Regions from separate parts of the Homo sapiens genome. Here region 1 is linked to region 2. Evidence: chromatin loops called from intact Hi-C (ENCODE). Cell type or tissue: PC-3. All regions are shown on one strand. Each heading gives the region's core, and the rest is flanking DNA. Links, peaks and the distances in the headings are about the cores only. Region 1 overlaps AKAP6 (A-kinase anchoring protein 6). Region 2 has its middle 22 kb from the start of AKAP6.

Evidence for each region. Peaks named below come from ENCODE experiments on the same cell type or tissue, not always from the same donor. Only the 100,000 strongest peaks of a DNase experiment are listed, where the experiment ranks them.
Region 1: a loop joins it to region 2, with 5 times the contacts of the local background. A loop is called at or near these places in 2 of 110 quality-filtered maps.

Annotation. Positions count from the first base shown.
Region 1 is chr14:32,365,905-32,374,247 of GRCh38, reverse strand. All of the region lies in intron 1 of AKAP6 (A-kinase anchoring protein 6), which reads right to left. Among named protein-coding and RNA genes, the nearest start is that of AKAP6, 41 kb to the right of the region's middle. In PC-3, for the core only: a CTCF peak has its summit at 7,821; DNase peaks (open chromatin) are centred at 1,847 and 3,317; H3K4me3 peaks cover 700 bases; H3K27ac peaks cover 4,291 bases.
Region 2 is chr14:32,303,477-32,311,819 of GRCh38, reverse strand. No RefSeq gene overlaps it. Among named protein-coding and RNA genes, the nearest start is that of AKAP6, 22 kb to the left of the region's middle. In PC-3, for the core only: no CTCF peak of the experiment used is centred there; a DNase peak (open chromatin) is centred at 3,449; H3K4me3 peaks cover 424 bases; H3K27ac peaks cover 1,252 bases.

The sequences.
Region 1 (8,343 bases), core at 72-8,071, 63 kb before region 2:
TTAATACTTACGTATGTGTTTTTCCCAACTGCACTAGCTGCTCCTTGATGACTATCTCCCAGTCTTTGTATACACAATACCCAGCATATCCCAACACATTCTAGGTCCTCAATATGTCTCTGAATTAAACTGAACACCAGACTAAGAAGTATGCTATTCCTTACGCAAAGTTTTAAGTTGCTGTCTCTGGGCCTTTTTACTTTGCTCAGTGGCAATCTGTCTGTCCTCTGTTCCATACGCCAGGGGTTTTTACTATCGCTCATCTTTAACCAGGGATAAGTATATCAGCTGTTGTATTTAATCCAAATGGGTTACATACATTTCAAATCTGTCTTCTATAATTATGGAGTAAGGGTTTTTCTTCCTATAAAGACTTTTACGTGTGAGGAGAAGTTCACTGACAATTAGCTAATGCTTGGTCTATTTCTAGAAGTGCTAAAAATGACCTTATGGAACCGCCTTTGCAAAATTATGACAGACAGTGAAAGAGATCTAACTTAACTGACTGCACCTTGCTTCTAATCTCCAAGCTGTCCTTGTTGATTCCTGGGCATAGGCTGAACTAACTTCGGGAGAAACTTAGTTTACAGTTTAAACAAAGACAGTAACAGCCCTTTCCCAAAGCAGACCTCCTTCTTGCCTGGGGACTAGATTGCCTTTGTAGGACTCACATTAGCCAGAAGATTAAAAATTATGGTTTAGGAGTCATGCAGCTGGAGGCTACAAGATTCCGACCCTCCCTAAACTGCACCTAAGATCAGTGCTTGAGATATTTTGCAGCCCCTGCACTTGATGGATCAGCTGGCACCACCCAGATCAATAAACTGGCTCATCTGATCTTCTGGACCCCCACCCAGGAAATGATTCAGCACAAGAAGACAGCTCTAACTCCCTATGATTTCATCTCTGACCAATCGGCTCTCCTGGAACACTGGCTTCCCCCACCCACCAAGTTATCCTTAAAAACTCTGCTCCCCAAATGCTCAGGGAGACTGATTTGAGTAATAATAAAACCCTGGTCTCCCGCACAGCTGGCTCTGTGTGAATTACTCTTTTTCTATTACAGTTCCCCTGTCCTGATGAATCGGCTCTGTCTAGGCAGCAGGCAAGGTGAATCCCTTAGGCAGTTACACTTATACCCCACCCCCCCAAAAAAGCCATAAATTTTGAAATGAAATTTATATTATAAAGAGCTAGAACCGTCAGACTCTGAAACATCAAAAATTCTCTCAAAATTTCTACCAAGGATTGTGTCTGACATCATCTTTTCCTAAAACAAGCAACAATTAGCAATAGTACTTCAACCACTCACTTAATTTCCCCCAATCATTCTCAGTATTCTCAAAAGAAAGTTTCCAAAACTACCCAAATCCCATAATGCTCGCTCGCTCTCTTTCTTTTTCTCTCTCCTCTCTCTCTCAGACACACAAGCACATGTGAATACACACACACACACACACACACACACACACACACAGAGCAACAAAAAGATGTAGAGGTAAAACTGAATATACCATTCATTCTTCCAAGGTAATGTTATTTTGCTTGTGGGGTTCCTAATTCCTCCTACTAGTGTTTTCAGAAAAATTCTTGCCAATTAATAATTTAATGCTTGATTCCAAAAATCTGAATCTTGCCAGTTCCTCTACTTTGTCTCTAGCTTCCAAAAATTAAAAAAAAAAAAGTGATCTTAAAGAATTATATTGCTATAAAGAAGCTTTACTCTGTTAAAAAATATATAACTATTTTCAGAGTTCATTGTTATGGCCATTTGATTTGGATGACTAGTACTTCTTACCCATTACAAACACTACGTCTGACCCATTAAATTGACACTGGTCCAAGTTTCACTAAACTAAAACATCCCCTCCTCGGCCTGCTAATGGTGTATTTCTTTATAAAAAATCTTAACTAGTGACTCAGAACTCCTTTACAAAGAGTCACAGAAGCCACAAAAAAAAAATGCATCACAAGTAAAAGAAAAAAATGTTACATTAATAAATACTTAGTATTTACAAAGTGGTTACAATTTTGATTTGCATAACAAGTCTTCCCCAGTTCCCAACCTGTTAGCCACTCCTTCCTCAAGCTAGCCTCCTCAGGACCATGTGCATCCTTCTGTACAGCAGTTTATTTGTTCATCTCCTCTGTGAGGCCCTGACCCTTGTAGGAGCATTCTATATCCCCAGGGCACAGTACAATTAAGGAATAAAGTAGGTACTTATAAATATGTGTAGGGAAAAAAAAAGAGAAGGAAGGAGAGAAGGGAGGAAGAGGGAGAAGGAGAGAAGAAAGAAAAGAGAAGTAGAGAGAGAAAGAGAAATAGGAGTGAAAGAGTACTAATCTGCATATCTTGCAGATGAGGAAACCACCCTTCAAATCAGGTAAGTGGCTTCCCTAAGGAGCTTCCACTCCACCCCACTACACCTGGAATCTTTGACTCCAAGCTACACCTTAGTTCCTTCTAGTCTCCACATTTGAGGTACCCTGCCTCTTTCTAACTTCCTCTTATGAGATCATTCTTCAAAAAACAACAGTTAATCCCACCTTTTCATGAAGCTTTTCTCACCTATTTCAACTCCCCATGATTTTTCCCTCTACTGCAGACCAATGTCACCAATTTTTATAGAATCATTTTATTTTATTTAGAAACAGGGTCTTGCTCTGTCACCCAGGCTGGAGTGCAATGATCGTAACTCTGCAGCCTCAAACTTCTGGGCTCAAGCAATCCCCCAGCTTCAGCCTGCTGAGTAGCTAGGACTACGGATGAGCACCCCCACGCCCAGCTAATTCTTTTGGTTTTTGGTTTTGTTTTGTTTTGTTTTTGTTTTGTAGAGATGGAGGTCTCACTATGTTGCCCAGGCTAGTCTTGAACTCTTGGCCTCAAGTGATCCTCCTACCTTGGCCTCCCAAACATACAAACATGTTAACACTTAAATAAAAACAAATAGTAGTCTTCATGTGTACATTTTATGTATTTACCTATCCTTTTCTCAGAAAGATTTTAAGGTGACTTTTGACATATGTGTGTTCTAGCTCTATAAAATGCATGTATATTCACTAGGGGTTGGGGTTATGGTGCATATGTCTTACTTATGATGTTTTATCAGTCACAGAAAACAAGACAAGAATTTATTTTTAGGACTTAGTTACTTTTCCTGTTTCTGAAGTTCTCTTGCCACAGTTTAATATACACTCCTCTACTTCTCAGTACTACTATTTAAACTAACAAATAACATCCCTCAAAAGAAATCAGCCTGAGTGAGTTTAAAAAGGATGATCTGTTCACTCAGTTCTGCACCTTCAGGAATCTACTGAAATTAAAACCAAGAGTCATAATGAGTCACTCCTCTTCCTCTTACACAAGGAAAGAGCAATCATGAATGGAATACACAACGAATAAGGCAGGTCCCTCCAGTACTAAAATCTGCCCAAGTCTTTTCATGCCAGCAAAACTAAAAAATTCTAACCCCAAAAAGATCTTTAATCATTTTCTCATTTTTTTCCATTTTCAGAGCCTTCATAACAGTAATGTTTTCAGCTTTAAGAGAACTTACCACCACTCCATTGTTTACAGTGTAGTAAAAGATTTATCTTATGCAAGTTGCTCAGTCTTTCTTCCATTTCACCAGCACTAATACAGCCACTGGTTTCTTCCCTGATCAATTAATAAGTTGTTAACGGCAAAGCCTCAGAACCGTGCAATAAAAGACACTGCAGAGCTCTGCTAATGGTCACATATCAGGAACAACAGTTCTGGTTTGTAGGGAATCAAACTCCCTCATTATTTGTGTTCACTTCTGGTAATTAAGCATTTAAACAGCACTTGACATTCAGCAACCATTTTTATAAGCATTCCTCTTAAGAACCTAGAACACCATCAATTCGATAGCACTGTCTTTGTAAGGCACAAACTGATGGTGGCTAAGGACCAAGAAAGCTTCTCCCTTCTGTGTGAAGGTGATGCTACTCCCCTTAGGGAAACCACTAAGCTTCTTTTCCAACAGCAGTTTCTGGTTTGTGCTAATTTGTGGACAGTCTTTCTGGTCTCCTCTTGACAGATGGCAGGTGTTTCAGAACTTTGACCCTGTCCTGAAAATGCCAAGCATCATATGGCCAAAGTGGAACACAACATACTGACTTAGAAATAATGGTCATGTAATGACCCCATGTTAAGCTGCTCTAGGAGGTTATAATTTTTTGTTTGTTTGTTTTTGAGATGGAGTTTCGCTCTTTTCGCCCAGGCTGGAGTGCAATGGCGCGGTCTCAGCTCACTGCAACCTCCACCTCCTGGGGTCAAGCAATTTTCCTGCCTCAACCTCCTGAGTAGCTGGGATTACAGGCTTCCACCAACATGCCCGGCTAATTTTTGTATTTTTAGTAGAGATGTGGTTTCACCATGCTGGCCAGGCTGGTCTCAAACTCCTGACCTCAGGTGATCCACCCACCTCGGCCTCCCAAGGAGGTTATGATTTAAAGGGAACTTACACATTTTGTTTTGTTTAAATCATGGAGAACAATGAAAAGAACTATTATTTATATTTGGAGCAAGCCAACCACTAAAGGAATAAACTCAGTGCTTAAAATGGATTGTTTTCTCCCTCACCTGTTGAGGAAAAGATTCTTTAAATGAATTTAATAAATGTACTGTGCACTAACCACAAGCCAGCACTTGGAAGAAAACAGTGACCCAGGATCAAAAGGATGATCACTGTGAATAAGTTGTGTCAGGCTAACTTCCTCCTACTTCTTTGTTTTTAACAAGTTTGCCAAATTAACGGTTTAGAAAATGTAATCCATATGTATACCTATCTAAATTTCATCAAATATTTTAACTATGTTGATTGAGATGTGGACAAGATAATGGACAACAGGAAATCTGTAACACATCTAATGACTTTGTCTAACAGTTACCGGTTTCTGGGTCTTTATCAGTCTGGAAGGAGGTTTTTTTGGTGCCACACTGTATTAATTGTCCCTTGCCTATTGTGAACAGATCTTTCCTTTAAGAGCTTCTCAGATCCATTCACTTCCTTCCACCTCACTGCATATCTTGGTAGCAGTCCTGGCTATCTTTCATCTGGGTCCCTGCAATGACCAATCTCTGCCTCCAGTCTTGCTTCCCTCTGGTTTTTAACCACATTTGAAGAGTGCCCATCTTTCCTGATTTGCCCAGTTTATGCCTGTTGTCCCAGAATAATTATTAATAAAGCCCGTTCATTCTCAAAAGTGCCTCCATTGGGTGAAATTATATGCCTAACTTTAAAGAGTATGATTCTAACCACATCACTCCCCCACTTAACACTTTCAGTGGCTTATCCCTGTCCTTAAAGTCCACATTTATTCAGCATGTTTTTGTTTTTTTTTTCTTCTTCTTAATATCCACTAAACTATAAGTTTCAAGAGGGCAGGGATTATTTAGTCTTATTTTGGTCTTATTTGATAACTAGCAAAACCCCAGGGCCCATAACAGCACCTAGTACATAGTAGGTGCTCAAACACATGTTTAATTATTAGCTTGTAAGGGGTCCACGGTTTGGGCACTGCCTACCTATCCAACTTCATCTCTGCCCTCTATTCACAGTCTAATCTTCAGTCAGATTGTACTGTATTCAGTTCCTTTCTCACCTCTAGACCTTTGCGTATGTTGGTACCTGTTCCTCCTTCCCCCACCTCTACCTCTAGTATCCCCCTAATCTCCTGCCTAATTCCTTTAAAGTCACTTCCTTTTGGAGGCCTTCCCCAACCCTCTAGTTAGGAAATGTCCTCGCACTGTGTATGCCCACATCACTCTGCACTTCTCCTAGACTAATACTCATCATACTTTACAGCTAACAATTATTGGTCTCTCACTCTGGTAGTCTGTTTGTTCTGTGATCACACTTATACATACTTCCAGCACCCAGTACAATGTCTACCACCTGAGATGCAATTAATAAATAACTGCTGAATTAACGAAATAGGCTGATACGATCTTAAAGGTGCCATATAAAGATGAAATGGGATGATATTCCTCCCTTATCTGCAATGGATTATGTTCAGTTCTAGGTACCATGTGTTAAGCTCCTGCCTCCTCAGAGAAAAGCAATCAGGAGGATTAATAGAGTGCTAACCAGAAATTGAGATGAGAGAGAGAGAGAGAGACAGAGGGAGGGAAGAAATGAAGGATGAAGGGCCTTCAAATTTCTAGAAAAAAGATTAAACATGTTTTGTATGACCCTGGCAGGACCAATAGAAGAAAATTAGAAAACAAGAAGTTTGGGCTTTTTAGCAGTCAAAACTACCTGAAGATAAATGTGTTGTCTGTGAGGCACTGAGTTTCCTGTCTCCAGAAGCATTCATAATAGGCCAAACTGTGAGTTGGTGGAGATGTAAAGCTGGACTATTTTTAGTAGTAAATAGCAGAGAAGAAAAGTAGTAATGAGTGAAGTAGCTAAGCAGCTTGGAAAGTCAGATTGGAAAGAAAATCCAAAAAAGGCCCCAGTGCATACCTCACTGAGCTGGCTGGGAATTCATCCCTGTCCCCATTCCACATGTCTATGAAGGAAAATAGGCTGGATTAAGTAGAACAAAAGGGAAGACTTAGTAAGCAGGATACTAATGGTGATGTAGTCACTGAAGAGAAAATATGAATCATAAAAATGCAGTTGATGGCCATCCATTCCTGTTTAAAATATAATAAAAATGTACAAATAGATATTGAAATCAGTAGTCAACTTTTGATAATAACAAAGAAAAAGAAAAATCTATTCACTTTAATTCTAGGTGAAAAGAAAGATCTGATCTTTTACAAAATAAATAATATTTGATAATGCTAATGTTCACAAACTTAGCTCCTGAACAATTAATAATTTTTAAAAAGCAAGGAGATGGAGTTGACATCCACTTAATTCTATGAGCACACACACTTCTAACCACTTCATATTCTTAAATCATGCTTTCAGTCACTGATGTAGAAGTGCGTGAATTATTGAGCCCTGCGTTAAGACTCCAGGAGGCAAACTGACGACACTGATCTATGTTTTGGAGGCTTTTTGTTGTTTTGTTGACTTAGTGGAGCAAGAAAGAAATTCCCAGCTGCCAAGTCTGAAGAAGTGGGTGGGACTCTTTCATTCATGGGAGCCAGTCCAGGGGAGTAGACCACTGTTCCCAGGAGGGCTTCCAAAACAACTTCTGAATAATTCATGCTCTGAATTGGAGCAGCCCGCAGCAAGGAGTTTTATAATGCCCTCATGTTTGACTACCATGCAGGCCCTTTTCAAGAACCTATTCCAGAGCTTCATGAAGAGGGATATCGGCTGATTTATAAAACATGCTGGAGTATGACCTGGAACTTATTTCCCCCCAGCCTCCTCTGAGCTGTGCTATAACCTTGCATAAGTCTGTCTTTCTCTGAGGGGGACAAGTCTGAGATTTGAACACCTCAATTTTCACAATTAATAGTTTGGGCTAAACATACTAAAAATAAATGAAAATGCTTTTTACAGCTTTGATGACCATACCACTTTCCACCACTACTCCCCAATACACACACACACACAGACACACACACACAGAGCATTTTCAAATCCAAATATAAAGAGAGAAAGATTTCACTCTCTAGTTAGAAAAGAAGCACAGCAAGAGATAAAATATGCAATGCCAGTTAAAGTCAACATTCTAAAACCTAGAGGGCTTGGTTCTCAGGACAGATTGTCTTACTCTCACAATAGTATTCTAAAGACCTTGGACTGAAGTCAGAGAGTATCTGCCAAGGATCACAGACTTCCCCCACAACTCATCCCACCCACAGTCACTACCAGCCACTGGGTGGTGTAGGAGACAGGCTATCAGCACACACTCTGGGAATCCATCTGGATGAGACTTTTAACCCATGAGGGACTGCCCCACAAAGAATTAACTCCCAGGAATCCTCAGCATGAAGCTCAGTTCAAATGTAGTGTTCTAAGTGAAGAAGGACTTGTTAGCTAATAAAATAATAGAGTCTGGCTATCAGGCATCAGGTCACTGCAAGTGGGCAGCGACAGGATGAACAGGGGAATTATGGCATGGTGCCTGAGCACAGGTGGCTCTCTTCATGGAGGGGGTGCAAACAAGGAAGGGTAGGAAAGAGAGGAAATGGTAGTGGGGGGAGGGTAGGGACAATGGATTGCTGTTTAATGTGTGTGGTTTTGCTTATATGTTTGTTTCTTTTAGTGGGAGAGACGATGAGAGGGTTTACCTCCTAAGGGGCAGGACTAATAAAGAGAAAGAGAGGTTTGAAGATACAGGGAAGAAGGGTTTGACCAGTGGGCAAGGAACCCAGGAAGCAGGAGAGAGGTGGACTAACTGCAAACAGGACAG
Region 2 (8,343 bases), core at 276-8,275:
AATACAGAAAGTGGTGGCATCGAATGCATATGTACTGGCAAATAGCCATCAAATGGCTGATTGTGAGCCAGGATGAATACCTAAGTACAAGGATCTGGATTAACAGTTTCAAGTTCAGTCTAGTAACATGGTTGTCTCACAGACAATGTTGGCAAAGACCCCCTCATCCCTTGTTGGTCCCAAAGGCAAGTAGTGGCAGGGCAGAGAGAATAAAGTAACCTACTAGAAGCTGAGGGAACACTGGGGCATAGGATGAGGCAAACTATGCCCACCCCCACAACAAATACCCACTAGTTATTTGAATGATAAGATCTGGAGTTACCAGCTTGGGCTGAAGCAAAGTACTCATCCCTAAAATAGACCTGGTGGCAACCCACAGAACATTCTGTAAACTCTAAAGCACTATATAAATGTACTTGTTATCTTTACTACTGTTACCAAAGAGGCAACATCCAGACCCAACCATTTGGAAATTGTGTTTTACTCATTTTTGTTTTTAAGCTATTAATGGTCTCGGTGGTTTCTTCATTGAACTTTGGAGCATTTATTAGTCATGTCAAATATTCTCTACAGAAATTCTAGAGCAATCAATCAATCAATGAAGGGGGAAAACACTTTTAAAAATGTGTCTTTCCCTCTAAAAGACATTGAATTTCCATTACTAAACAGAACACTTACCACACAGCCTGAAATATTTATATGTGGATGACTTTACCAATATTCAAGGCTATTCCAAGCAACAAGGAGTCAGTTCTTTTATTACAGCTCTATGACCTAGAGGGCTTACAAAACAAAAACTGTGCTCTGAATATTATTCCTGCTTCCACCCATTACATACACAGAAAACACAGTTCTGGAAGCTTTAGTATAGGAGTTTTGTCCTTCATTTCAGCCACTTCAGAGATGCAGAGATCCAGCTTCAGAGACTAAAATATTGCACTATGCAATTCAGTACTAGACTCAGGCAATGTAAAGCATAATGTGAGTTCTGACCACTCCTAAGATTATCCAATATTTGAGGCATAAAATCTGAGTGGAGGGGATGATGAAAGGGAGGCTAGCATGTGAGTACTGGAGGCAATTCTATCTGCTCAGATACAGGGACTTGAATTCTCTTTGGAATAGGCATAGCCGTTCTTTAAAAAAAAAAAAAGAAAGAAAGAAAAGAAAAGAAAAAGAACCCTAGGTTACATCTACCAATTTTTCTTGAAGAAAAATGTGAAATAGACCGAGTGCGGTGGCTCACACCTATAATCCCAGCACTTTGGGAGGCCAAGGCGGGCGGATCACAAGGTCAGGAGATTGAGACCATCCTGACTAACACAGTGAAACCCCGTCTCCACTAAAAATACAAAAAATTAGCCGGGCATGGTGGCAGGCACCTGTAGTCCCAGCTACTCGGGACGCTGAGGCAGGAGAATGGCTTGAACCCAGGAGGCGGAGCTTGCAGTGAGCTGAGATCATGCCACTGCACTCCAGCCTGGGCGACAGAGTGAGACTCCACACCAAAAAAAAGAAAAAAAAAAGTGAAATAACCTAAATGCAGTTGTTTCAAACTAAAAATACAAGTATTTTGTTTGGTAGAGAATATTTTCATTTTGGGTTGAGCTTGCATGTTTTTTAGAGACATTTTTGTCATTTTTTTTGGAGGGGAGTTATGGATTGAGACTAAAGTTCCCCTAAAGTAAGTTCACAATCCTGGGATGAGACAGAGACTTGGACAAAACATAGGGACTCAGAAAGTCAACCTTAGACTTGGAGGAGAACTTCCTTCTCTTTCTGGACCTTGGAGCACGTATGCTTAGATTCTTATGAGTAGATATACTCAGAGCACTGAATATGTGTATCATCAGCTGGCCTCTGCCACATAGAAACATGCAGAAAACTAAGCAGGCAGGCACTAGAAAGGTTTCTGAAGGTACCCTAGCTATGTATGCTGAAGGTACCCACAGTGCTATGGACTGAACTGTTCCCCACTGCCACCGATTAATAGGTTGAAGCCTTAATCTCCAAAGTCACTATATTTGGAGACAGGGCCGATAAGAAGATAATTAAGGTCAAATGATATTTTAAGATTGGGGACCTGATCCAATAGGATTAGTGTCCTTTTGTCACCAGAGAGTTCACTCTTTCTTCACCACGTGAGGACACAAGGAGAAAGCAGCTGTGTGCAAGTCAAAAGGAGGACTCTCACCAAAACTGAGTTGGCCAGCACCTTCATCTTGGACTTCCCAGCCTCTAGAACTGTGAGAAAATTAATTTCTGTTGTGTAAGCCACCCAGTTTATGATATTTTGTAATAGCAGCTTGAGCAGAATAAGACACACATCTAGTAACTGTTTCAGGATGCTTTTTGTATTGTATTGGTTTTATTATTCCTTCACCTTAAGGGGTCCTGTTAAATCTGACAGTATAGCAGACCATTCGAGTATTTGAATGGCTAGTATGCTCCAGGCACTGCACTACATAAGGGAAAATAATGATAAACAAGATAATCACAGTCCCTAACCTTATGAGAAGTCTAGAGTGAAAGATATTAAACAAATACATATACAAGTAAGTCATGACAATTGTGACAAGTGCTATGAAAGAGAAATGTTTCCTGCACATATGAGAGCATACTGTAATCTCTGCCATGCTGTGCAGAATTAAGGGAAGATGCTGCTCCTTTTGTGGCACAGTAAAGAACGGGGCAAGGCCAGCGTGGTGGTGGGGGCACCCACAGCATGTAGGAGATCAGAGATTTCTGGGTTATGGGGCATGATGGCAAGAGCCAGATGGCAGCTTGATGAGGAGACTGGAACACTAAACTAAAAGCCCCATGAAGGCAACAACAATCTCTTGTTCACTGCTGCATCTAAGGGGACACTCAATACGTACTTGTTTGATGGACAGATGGATGGATGGATGGATGGATGGATGGATGGATGGATGGATGGATGCGCACAAGTGACAAGACCAGAGGGGAAAGCTCAGAAATAAGTGGAAGATAATCTGAGGTGACTATAGTCCTATACTTCAGCATATAAAAACACAAAGTGGCTGTAATAAAAATAGGAAGAGAAAGTGACACCTTATTGTAATTTCCAGGGACATTCCGGTAACATTATACTGTGATTTGTTTGTGGGGCCATGTGAAAAAATGTCTGTAATAAACACCTATTATTTCTGTCCAACAAGCATTTCCAAAGTTTCCAAGGGATCCAAAGATTCCTTTGGAAAAGAGGATCTAAAATTTCCTTTGGGAAACCACCCTCCACCATTCTCCAGTCATATGGTTTCCATGGAACTGATTCCATCCCTAGCAACAGGGGGGTCCTGGACTGGCTTATAATAATACCATACCCATCCCTGTGGCTACACTGATTAGTTCCAGTATGGCACATAACCCAGTCACAGCCAAGAAAACATATTTACTTTTCTTCTGGAATTCGTAATGTGAGGATTAAATCACCAAGTGAGCCAGTAAAGCTGACAGCTAGACAAAGCAAACATAGAGACAGATCCTGGTGATAATATTTGAGTACTGGATCAAAGTACACTGGCAGCAATAAATTTATGTGAACCAATAAATTCCCATTTTGCTTAAAGCACTTTGGGTGGGTTTTTCTAGCACTTGTATTCTAAAGAATACTAATGAACACACACATGCCTTGCTCGCTCTGTCCTCCATTATCTTCCAGGCTGAAACAGGTTGGGTCACAGGAGCTGTGGATCTCCCTACCTTATGCCTTTCAGCAAGGGCTGCTGGGATTTCTCTGGCAGATCACCAGTCACCCTGCCATGAGTGAATGTCCTGGGTAGGGCTCCCTATGCCTTTATGATTAAAGGCCCCAGGTTACAACTTGCCCTCCCTGCATCTGTTTCCTATGGCAGGAAGGCAAATGCCCCGTAAGAGATAACTGGGGAAATTCCTAGACTTGAAGCTCTGTTACTGTTGCAATAACAGATTTCAGCTTTTTCTGTCCCCACTCTGTCAGTATCACAACTACTCAAAATCAAGAAAGAAGAAGATTAGGGACCCAGTAGGATTACAGAAACAAGGAGCACAGCCCCCAAAGGCAGAGGGGCAGTTTCAACTCCTCTTACACTGCACCGTAGCCCAAGATTAAACAACCATGGCCCTTTTTCCTTCAGTTCTCCATCACAGATTGGTAGCACAGTCTATGATGAGAAGATGCTACGGGCTGAACTGTGTCCCCCCAAGATCATATGTTGAAGCCCTACCCCCAATATAACTGTATTTGGAGATAGGGCCTAAACAGAGATAATAAATTTAAGTACAGTCATAAGGGTGGGGACCTAATCCGATGGGACTGGCATCCTTACAAAAGAGGGAGAAACACCCTCGAAATGGCCATGTGAGGGTGTAGCAAGAAAGCAACTGTCCACAAGTCAGGAATAGAGTCCTCACCAAAAACCAAATCAGCTAGAATCTTCATCTTGGACTTCTAGCCTCTAGAACTGTGACAAAATAAATTTCTGTTGTTTAAGCATCCAATCTATGTATGGTATTTTGTTATGGCAGCTCGAGCCAATTAATACATAGGAGGTTACACAGTAGCCCCTTTATCTGCAGTTTTGTTTTCTGCAGTTTCAGTTACTTGTAGTCAAGCTCAGTCCAAAAATACTATATTTTGAGAGAAAGAGAGACTACATTTACATAACTTTTATTAAGTATATTGTTATAATTGTTCTATTTTATTAGTTATTGTTAATATCTTATGTGCCAGATTTATAAATTAAACTTTATCATAGGTATGTATGTATAGGAAAAAAACATAGCATATAGCATATACTGTATAGGGCACAATTTCAGGCATGCACTGGGGGTATTGGATCATATACCCCTCAGATAAGGGGGGACTACTGTAGTTACCTAAAGCCAATAGGAGCAAACTGTGAGGATACGTTGTCCAAAAAGCTAATGCAATCTCAACCTGCATTGAGAAAGGAATAAAGTAGTATTGATGGACAATAATAATCATATTTTACTGTACCAGCCATAAAAAAAGACAGTCAGTAGCCCAGCCAGGGTGATGAGTCACCATTGATGAAAATTGGAGTTGCTGGCTTGGAAAAGAGGAGGTAGTTGTTTTCAAGTAGCAAAGCGATGTCATAAATAGGGAGCTAACCTTGTTCTGCGTACCTCAAAAACTAGATCAATGAAAAAAGGAAGGGTAAAGCTGGTTTTAGGTTAACATTGGAAAGCTGACACAAAGAACTGCCCAAAAATTAACAGGGTTTCTCATTGGGCCAGTGAGCACTTTATTACTGAAGACAGACAAGCAGAAGGTGAGTAAGGAACCCTCAAAAATATTAAGTTACTTAATATTAATTAACTCCCACTGTGGGGCATAAGGTTGAACTATAAAATCTTTATTTCGTCTTCCAACATTATGATTCTATCACTAATTAGTAATCAAGAACCAGACTACTGGTTTCAAATTCCAGCTCTGTCATTTACAAGCTGTGTAACTACCAGCAAGTTACTTAACACCTCTTCATCAGTTTCCTTGTTTGTAAAACTGTGGCATCAAGAGTATCTTCTTCATCTTATGGTGGTAAAATGAGTTAATGTATATAAAGAACCTTCCAGGAACCAAGCACCTGGCCCACGGGAAGCCCCCAGTAAGCATTAGCCATTAGCCATTATTATTAATAGTTGAATGACAGCTTTGTGCTCAGTCCCATTATAACTAAAATTGGATACCAAAATATACATGTGGCCCTGGTTCTCAAGACTGATATATGAAAACAGGAGCAAACAATGATAGCCACCAATTTTTGAGTTCCTACTACAAATTTAACGCTATAGTGTTTTTTGAGCAACCAGCAAAATAAGTATTACCATTCCCATCTAAGATTTAAAAAATTATAAAATTAAATAATTTGCAGCTAGTTACAGGAAGATGGTAAGCTTTTTCAGGCTCCAAGGGGTGGGCTCTTTCAAGTCTGGTAGCCATCTCAAAACTAGCCTGTTCCTTTCTATTACCTAATTTTATCTTTGCCACACTCTCTTAGGTAAATAGAGTGGACAGTATCATATGAAAGTTGAACATATAGGCTCTGGAGCCAGGCAACCTAGGATCCGAAGGCAGCTCTATCATTCATTAGCTATATGACACTGGGTAAGTTACTTAACTCAGGGCTCACCTCCTTCACTATAAAATAAAGAGGATGATAAGAGCACCTGTATCAAAGGCTTTCTGGAGGATTAAATGAGCTAATACATAGGAAGTACCTGGCACATGGCTAAGTAGCTGTTATTGTCATCCCAGTGATGGATAAAAAAACTAAATCAGTGAAGAATCTAGACCACAAATCAAGTTTGTTGTTTCTCAGCCATTTTTCCACTAGGTCATATGGCTGTACTGATATGACATGTTAGTGTTTTTCTTCTAAAATAAAAGACAACAAATTATATTTCCACAAACTCAAATATTCCTAACACTGAGCCCTTAGTCAAAATGATTATATTTCTACCACCCTACAAAGTTCAAATACCCAATATGTTTTAATGCTAATGACTTAATCTCTAACCATAAAAAAATAGGTCCCTGATTGCCCCTTTTCTCCCCCTCCGCTGCCAGCATCACTCAGTAAAAGAAGGAGCCTTCTGGTCCTCCTGGCCCAGCCACAGCTTCCACAGTCAAGGATACTTTCAGGCCTCAGCACCCTACTTCCTGCCCTGCTACACATTTGAACATGTGGCTGTTACAGAAATCCTACTTTCCTCACATCCAGCTTCCATTTTCTTTACTAAATGGTGGAGTTTTCATTTGGTGATCTTTCCAACGATTCCTGGTAGACTTCTGAACAAACCCACCATGGGCAAACATTTCCTCTTAGTGAAACTCCTTGTCATCCTGACACTGATTATTGTTTTTCCTTATTGTAGCCCTTGATGATGGCAAAGTAACACTCACCCCTCTCTTCTATTGTGACTTAGGGACCAGAATGACTAGTCCTTGAATTAAAAAAAATTTTTTTAAAGAACCACTGGGAATTATTGACAGTACCTATTCTCCCCCCTTTTCCTCCCTCACTCTCAAATCAGGCCTCTGACCCACATTTTCACATACACAATGGTGTTTGTACCAGCCTGGGGATGCCAATTCCATGCCCAATCTTGCTCCCCCCATATGGCAGAAAGGGCTGCCACCATGGGACAGCTGCTGAGCTGTGCTAAATCCTGTATGGAGTACTTGTGGCCCAGAGGGTGTCACCTCCAAGATGTTCAGGGCTCCATCTCTCCCTCCCTGTCTGCCTATTATGCTTGGAAGCAGGCGTGCAGCATAATCACCCCTGTCTCTCCTGGATCCCTGAGGGGAGCCTCCTCCTCAGGGTGGAACGTCTGTCATATGGCCACTAGGCATCTGGTTTTAAGCAGATTTTTGTTGAGAGGTGAAATGGTGCCAGTATTGTACTGTTTCCCTTCCCTGTGGACATTTGTCAGAGTAAATGACAAGAGTAGATTAGCCCATTAAGGATCTGAGTCCCACCGGCTAAAATTTTGATTATTTATATAAAGGATCTTAAGCTTCATGTACTAGGGATCCCTTCCAGTGTTAAAGTGTAGGGGGGCTTGAGTTGTCTTTCAGAGTTTATATTCTTGTCTGGGTGCCCCTACAGTCACATATTTTGCAACCTATAGTTGGTTTCATTTTCTTCCTTACAACTACTCTGTGTCCTTGTTACTGATGTGGAAACATTTTGTACTTCAGACTCAGGTTGATGAACATTGAAGCTTTCAGGCTAAATCAGCAAGAGGCTGAGAAACAGGTCAAAAAGGTCATCTCTTCACTCAGCATCAGAAAGTGCTGGAACTGGAGGACTGACAAAGCAGTATGGTTGGGGACAGATACAAAAGCAGAAACCAAAAGCCTAGAAAAAAGTAACATTGTCCAATGATATGAAGAAAGAAAGGAGAGAAGGAAGGGATAGAAGGGAGCAAAAAGAACGTCCATTGTCGTGTTTGCTCAAAAAAAAAAAAAAAAAAAAGAATGGTGAGAGAGGGAGAGGGAAGAAGAAATGAACATTTACTAAGCGTCTACTGTGTACCTTATAGTACACAAAACCTTACAAGATGATTCCATGTATGTTTAATCCCCACTAGGACCTAGTAAGAAAGATGGCACCCCATTTTTACAGAAAAGTAACTTGCCTGGAATTGCTTAATTTTGCTAACAAATATGATATAGGACCTAAATTCAAGTGTGGTCTATATAAAATCTCATTCTTTTAAACGAATCACTTTCTAAGTCTAAATGATTGTTCATCCTAAGCCACTGAAAAAAATGAATATAACTATGGATACATAACATGTTAACATTTAGAGGAA